3 separate regions of the Homo sapiens genome follow, and all the other regions are linked to region 2. A link is a loop called in an ENCODE intact Hi-C map of the cell type or tissue named here. Cell type or tissue: Calu3. All regions are shown on one strand.

Region 1 (2,500 bases), 330 kb after region 2:
AGAACTTTGAGTTTGATGTTTGAGGGCAGGAAGAATACAGCAGGAGAGAAAGATGTAGGCTGGGAGGCTAGGCCAGTCTTGCTCGTTTACATTTTTTTCTTCTTGCTTTATATTCACTGAGAGCTGATTAAATTGTGCCCACCAGATTAAGGGTGGGTCTGCCTTCCCCATACTGCTGATTCAAATGTTAATCTCCTTTGTCGACACCCTCACAGACTCACCCAGGGGATCAATACTTTGTATTCTTCAATCAAGTTGTCACTCAGTATTAGCCATCATATGGGCATATACAAAGGGAAAGAAGTCATTATGTCAAAAAGATACCTGCACTCATATGTTTATTGTCACACTATTCACAATAGCAAAGACACAGAATCAATCTAAATTTTTATCAACAGAGGATTGGATAAAGAAAATACGATATACCATGGAATACTACTCAGCCATAAAAAGGATGAAATCATGTCTTTTGCAGCAACATGGACAGAACTGGAGGACATTACCCTAAGTGAAAAAATTCAGAAACAAAAAATCAGATGCCACATGTTCTCACTTAAAAGTGAGAGCTAAACAATGGGTAAACATAGACATACAGGGTGGAATAATAGACACTAAAGACTCCAAAAGTTGGGAGGATGGGAGGGAGATGAAGGTTGAAAAATTGCCTATTGGGTACAATGTTCACTATTCAGGTGATGGGTGCACTAAAAGCCCAGACTTCAATATGCATGTAAGAAATCTGTGCTTGTACCCCCTAAATATACAAAAATTTTAAAAAGTTAATTTTAAAAAAGCAGTTTAAAAAAATGTGATCATGTTTTCTTGGCTGAAATTCACACACACATATATACACATAAATCCTTTGAGGTCCACAAGGAAGGAAACCTAGAACTGTCAACTTGTACAAGGTGATGGGGCCAGGACTAGGGCCCAGGTTTACCGAATCCTAGTCTATAGAATTTGCCAACATATCACATTGTCAGAGCTTATTAAATGATAAAAGCTTACATTTTAGTTCCCTACTCCATTTCTTTCTCTCACATCACCTCTCCTGACCGTAAAAATGACCCCACAAGCATGAGTTGTACAGAAAAACCTGGATAATCCACAAACAAAATCAAGTCCATCGTGTAAGGAGGGCCCCAGCCACCACTGTAGTTTTCGCATTGCCCCCTTGTGGTAAGTGAAGAAATCACATTAATTTCAGAAAGGTAGAGAATCGGAAACACTCAACTTTGATTAACTGAATTTCTAGTTATATGGTGCCATAAACTTTTATGCTGAAAATCTTTGAAATAATTTATATTTCTTGATTTCCTAGTAGGTACAATATCCAAATATAAAATGAATCATCTTTTATTCCCTCGACAGATCTGTATTGATTGTCTTCCCCAGACATGGTGCTGTGGACTGGGGAATGCATATCGGTTATGATGCTTTCCCTAGTGGAGTTTTCAGTCTGTGAGGAAGATAACATCAACAAAAAAAAACCCACTCATCATTCAACAGATATTTACCACCTATAGTTTTCCAGGCATTGTAACTAATGTTGGGCATAGAGTGGAGGACAAGAAAATCATTGTGTGTTTGTGTGTTGCTTGCACAAAGCTGACATTCTAGTAGGGAGAAGCTGGGGAAGTGCATTTCACTGGGCAATGATGTTAGTGTAGAAGGTGTAGGGAATAGGGTTGGATCAGAAAGAATCCAAGCCTGTGTCCTGGATGTTTGCTTTTTAAAAGAAATCCAAAATGTCAGCTTCTTTGCTGATTATTTCTTTACCTCTTATAAAAGCAGAGTAAAGAATATCCTCACCCATCTCCACCTAAACTGTGCATATGAGCTGCTGTGGAGAGTTCTGACTTTCCTGTCAGGAGATCTTTCTTCTGAAACTGGCTCTTCTAGTTACTTACCACATCCTGTGTGCCCTGGGATCATGTCATACCTCTTCTCCCGGTCTCCATTTCCTACAAAATGCAGGATTTAAAAGATGATCTCTAAGATATCTTCCAGCTCTAGTGGTCCATGAAATGGCTAAGTTAAAAAAAAAAAGAGATTCAACTATAATTGCTGTCCTTCTTGAGCACCTGCTTGGTCATTGGTGGTGACAATATTCTCTGTGTTTCTTCTGGTGACAACCAGAAACCTTAAGATGGACTTAGAGACTTAAGGGCTGCAGGACCAGAGTAGGCAGCATCTAGGTGATGAAATCCAAAGTCTACTCGTCGTTCTTGTTCTCACAGGGTTATATTTGCTAAGAGAATGATGCCGAACAAACCACTATTTTTCCTCTCTGGTAGAGTAGGTTGTCTCTTTGCATAATTATCATGTGTTCATTAGTAAACTCATGATGCTTTCTTCTCACAGGGTATAATTGTGAGTCTATTTATAGTTGCTCTATTTTCCTTCTGACATACCTAAAGGGCACAATATGCACATTTGTTGTATTGAGACCACACTGTGGGAATGGACCCAGCAAATGATTGGGCCTTATTAGGAGCCC
Region 2 (2,500 bases):
ATGGCTTATGGCTTTATAAGTTGCAGGGAAAGTGCATAAAATGGCTGCAGAGAAATATCAAAGGACCAGAATTAAAATATTGCTTTGTTGGTGGACATGATAGCTTTAATGACCTTTGTACTGACATTTGCATGAAGTGACCTGCTCTATTTTGTTAACTTTTCTTGTGTCCCATAACACAAGAGGTAAACGCTCATTAAATATAACCTCCAGCATTTGTTCTTTGATTTCTCCTCTCCAACTCTTCCCCTAGTCCCACATGATGCACATTATTTTCATTCACTCCTGAGTTCATTTGTGCTTTGTTTCTCAAGATCACTTTCCCTTTTAATTTTCTAACCTTCCCCCAATAAATACATGTTTTATTAGGTATTTGATGTTGCCTACTGGGAATTAATTGGATTTTACTCTGCTCTTATATATTTCAAATTTCAAGGAGAAATTCTTTGTATTGTATTTTTACCTGGTATACAAAGATACTTAAACAGCAATATTTGAATGTAGAATATGGCTTTCTTTTTTTTTTTTTTTTTTTGAGATGGAGTCTCACTCTGTCACCCAGGCTGAAGTGCAGTGATGCAATCTCGGTTCACTGCAAACTCCACCTCCCAAGTTCAAGTGATTCTCCTGCTTCAACCTCCCCAGTAGCTAGGATTACAAGCATACACCACCATGCCTGGCAATTTTTGTATTTTTAGTAGAGATAAAATTTCACCGTGTTTCCCAGGCTGGTCCCAAACTCCTAACCTCAAGTTATTCGCCTGCCTCAGCCTCCCAAAGTATTGGGATTACAGATGTGAGCCACTACACCTGGCTGAATATGGCATATTTTTTTTCATCTTTTTACTCTGATTAGAGCTAACTACAACTTAATGTAAAAAAAATTATTTTAGATCCTCTCCTTTTGGTATTTTCAAAAATTGGGTAAAACATGTTCTTCAAATTTTGACCCAAAATATTATTCTTTGTGGATTCAGCAAATAGGCTGGTTAACTTAATTTTTCCCAATGACTTGATTTTATTGTTTTCTCAATGAAAGCAATATTATAGTTTTGTTTCCTCTTGTATTTCCATTTTGTAAGGATAATATCACAGTTTGCCATTGGATTATATATCCTTGGGACAATCTCTGCTTGGTTAAATGAAGTATTGTGTATTAATATGGTGACTTCCTATCACTGAAACTGGCTTCCATAAGGAGAATATGAATAAATTTTATGAAAAAATTAGCTAACCCAATAAGTCACATAAAATAATTGTGAAATTGCTTAAATTTTTTCTCTTTGGGATGTTTTAGCATTATATTATATAGTCTAACTTTTGCTGAAGTAAAAAAAAGTAAAGCATAAAAGATAAAAATCAATGGAATTTCAAAAAGATTTGAGTGGTTTGCTGGCTGTGAAGAAACATCAAAGAAATATTAAAGCTCACAAGTACAGCTGAAATCATAAAGTCATTGCCTCTCGCTTTGCCAGCAGGTGGCATTCAGGGTTTTGGAATTTGCTAACTGAGAGAGAAACTATTCTCTAATCTTAATGTACCATGTCATTATAGAATGTTTCAAAGTGTGCACTAACCTGCCACCTTAGGTTTCTTTGTTTACTCCCCTTTAGTGTGTTTCCCAGCTTTAATATCTTCAAGTCTTTTCTTAGAGCTCTATTGTCCTTTTTAGTTTTCAGGGGATGCTAAGATTTTTCTTTGAGGTCTTTGTATTACGCCAAAATAAAGAAAATAAGAGTTTTCCCATATCAACCGTCCTCTGCCTCACTCTGTTCATGAGTCTAACTGAATCATTGTTTATGGAGACATAGTCACGGGGGGCGTTGTTGATTTCCTCTCTTCGCTTAGTGCCTAATTTTACTTCTGTTTTCTTCCCAGTTAAGTGGCTTTGGGCCTCCATTACAAGTATGATCAGTTGATAGTTCCATCAAGCAGATGCATAAGAGTGGTAGTGGCATTGCTTCTTGCTTTCCTTACAGTGACATCAGGAACAGATGTGGGCGTTTGCTGGGGCTTGAACCCTACCACTCACTGTCCTGCTCCCTAATTGCTAGGAAATGCTCAATGGTGCAGTGGGAAATAGTTGGCAAAGGCATCTTTTCCCAGACTTCCAAAGTCTTGGTATACTCTTTCACTTATGGTATTCAAAATGCTATTTCACATCTTAGCCTTTTAGATGTGGGGCAACCTAAAAGGAATGAAGAACAAAAGGGGAAACAGTAAATTCCAAAAAAGTCTAGGACAAGCTAAAGGATTGACTGGGACTGGAATGTAAGTCTCAAGGGTCTTTTCCAAGAGACAACATGAAAATCCTTCTATCATATGTAGATGGAAATATGTATACATCTAAAATGTATCTTTTCTATCTATTCCGTATTTGTGACAAGAAATTATTTAGCTTTTCAGGCATTTAATTGAACTAACTACAGCTTTAATTATAATAAAGCAAAACTAACAAATTGTATGATATATATGTGTCTTTTATAACAGGAAGACTGTA
Region 3 (2,500 bases), 170 kb after region 2:
CAAACTCGCGTCACATCTTATTATAGAGACGTGCTTGCCTCTGGGGCGTCTCCTTGCAGGCCCATCTCAGGCGAGCAGCCAAACAAAGGAAGAGGCACGGAAGGCAGAGCGGCAGGAAGGAGGCTGTAAGGAAACGATGTGCACAATCGCCGCCTGGCAAGCTCACAGCCATCCCCGCAGTAAGCTTCCCCGGGATTTCCTGAAGGCCTCGATGGGGGCTTTGTAGCAAACTTTAGCTTTTTATACATCTCGGTAGCAATGAAAATAGAGCAACTGAGGTTGATTGATGGAGCTGAGTGGTGCCTATTATTCATCCCAAAGCTTTTGTTAGAAAGGGGAGGTGAAAATATCCTTAGCCCTAAGCGGTCCCTGCTTCTAGTTGAGACCCCAGCCCTATCTCTCTCTGGTTTGAAAAGTGCTTGGCTCCAGCACAAGGAGGTCGGTGGGAGAAACCAAGCGAAGGTCGTACCACTTTTTTTTTCCCCTTTATTTTATGTTAGTCATGGTAAGTGGCTGGATTTTTAAAACGATCCAAAAGCATGAAGTGGGAGCCTGAAGTATTCTTATTTGCATATTAATGCCAAGCCTGTGTTGCCAGCACCCAGTTATTTCAAAGGCTGTTGCCAAGAGCACAGCTTTGAAAGGCCTCAGCGCAGAGGCGGGCACCTGGGGCCTCTGCCCTAGGCTTCACCAAATGACAGCACACGGCTCCTTCTTTCTGCTGCTCTCTGGGCTTCCTGGGTGCAACAAACAACAGCTTCTCCAAGTGGCCAACTTCACCCATGCCTGTTCCCTCTCCACAAAGGTGAACAAATGCAGCGAACTGAGGCGCGGGAGATGGGCAGCGCTTTGGATATGGGGGCTATTTTTCTTGTATACCTTGGAGTATTTTTGATCAATTGGCTTTTTATTACGTTTATCATTGATCGACTGTGTTCTGGTTACTCCGGGTTATCCTAGACCTTAGCAATGGCTGGGCTGCGAGGATGGCGGTTTTCCATCAGACAGTGGAGTGGGGACCTGTCCTTTTATATGTTCAGTATTGTCATAGCACTACTGAACTAGGAGTATGTTGGCTTTAGGTTGTCCAAAACAGCTTGCCTACTAGATAATCCCAGTAATTTAACCAGGTTTCTTTCAAACCATGGTAGATTTTGGTCCATTTAAGTGAAACTTCTTAGAGGACGGACTTGTTCCTTTCCAATATGACCAAACAGGGGCTGCGGGACGCTTACTGGGATCCCAGGTATTTTGTGGGCATAGGGCGCCCCCTAGTGTCCAATTGAGAGCACTGAGCTTGCGTGCTCTAATCCTGGCAAAAAATTGAGCCCAGGTGCGGGAATAAGGAGAGGAATCTCAACTGATTTTCACTCATTCCCTGGGCCAGGGTGTTGCGGGGAGGGATGGAAGTGGGGAGGGGGAGCCCGCTCAGGAAGCAGCTTGTCCAGTCCCCTGGAAGCTGCATCCAGACCACAACCACTGGGAGGGAGAGTGATCTGTGTCCAGGACTTCTTTACCCACCGAATATTCAGAGGAGACCAAGTTCACGCAGTGGAAAGAGGTTGGATTTGGGAGTTAAAGAGACTAGGGTTCAACTCCTAACTTAGCCATTAACCAGTAGCGTGACCCTGCACTAAGCACTTAACCTTATTGATGGCGATAATTTCAAAATGGTGGCAGGAATAAGTGTTATTTCAGGGTGATAAGGAGAATCCTGTGAGAGTAAAGACAGCATCTGTGAAGTGCCTGCCACTCTCAGCAAACGTTAGACCCCTCTGCCTGTTGGCTGTCTCTCATCCGAAATCTGAAACTGCTTCCATGGGCTGTGTTCATGAATATGCCATGTCTGTCTATAAAAATATAGAGAGGATTTTTTTTGGTGTGTTTTTGGATGTTTTAATGGATTTTTCAAAGTAAATCTTAAGGTTTACCCTAAAATAGCTCATGCAACCATTTCCAGCTTAGATGTGGCCATTTGCTCTTTGACAATTACGAGAAACTGTTAGGCTGTAGCCTTGGAGCCTGGGCTGCCAATCGGGCCGAGTGAGGTGACTCACTAATAGGGGTCTACCTTCCCTGGGATGGCTGGCACAGAACCTCCAGACCAGGACAAGCCATGTCTTGCTTCTAGCTTCACTAAAAGTCGTGGATCAGTTTTCGCAGTGACCCACTCCAGTGTAATGTCAAAATGTTTTCCTAACAAATCTCAAAACCTTTTAGCTTTCAATTTTCTTTTCCTTTCAACTTCTTTGGGGCCACTTTTCTATTGCAGAAGAGTTGGGATTAATTAGAAAATACTCTTCTGTCTTCTATTTTTACTATGGAAGGAGAAAAGAGGGATTCTTGGTAACATAGGTAGCACAGGTAAATGTGGGCTTACCCAAAAAAAGAAAATAGTTGACAGACAGCTGCTTTTGCTGCAGGCTTAAATGCTTACAAGAAAGGGAAGTGAATTAGAACATGTGAATAGGTCATTTTGAAAAGTCGCTTTGTGTGTGGG

Evidence for each region. Peaks named below come from ENCODE experiments on the same cell type or tissue, not always from the same donor. Only the 100,000 strongest peaks of a DNase experiment are listed, where the experiment ranks them.
Region 1: it touches region 2 in a loop (3-fold over the local background); 2 of 110 quality-filtered maps call a loop at or near these places.
Region 3: a loop joins it to region 2, with 2.8 times the contacts of the local background. A loop is called at or near these places in 22 of 110 quality-filtered maps.

Annotation. Positions count from the first base shown.
Region 1 is chr2:168,947,491-168,949,990 of GRCh38, reverse strand. All of the region lies in intron 19 of ABCB11 (ATP binding cassette subfamily B member 11), which reads left to right. Among named protein-coding and RNA genes, the nearest start is that of G6PC2, 47 kb to the right of the region's middle. In Calu3, CTCF peaks have their summits at 950 and 1,161 (motif pointing left); a DNase peak (open chromatin) is centred at 1,150.
Region 2 is chr2:169,275,229-169,277,728 of GRCh38, reverse strand. It overlaps LRP2 (LDL receptor related protein 2), which reads left to right. Exons shown (of 79, transcript NM_004525.3): 14 at 2,491-2,500. Among named protein-coding and RNA genes, the nearest start is that of LRP2, 86 kb to the left of the region's middle. In Calu3, no CTCF peak of the experiment used is centred here; a DNase peak (open chromatin) is centred at 1,468.
Region 3 is chr2:169,108,722-169,111,221 of GRCh38, reverse strand. No RefSeq gene overlaps it. Among named protein-coding and RNA genes, the nearest start is that of DHRS9, 40 kb to the right of the region's middle. RefSeq lists enhancers at 197-697, 698-1,198. In Calu3, CTCF peaks have their summits at 1,087 and 1,296 (motif pointing left); a DNase peak (open chromatin) is centred at 1,271.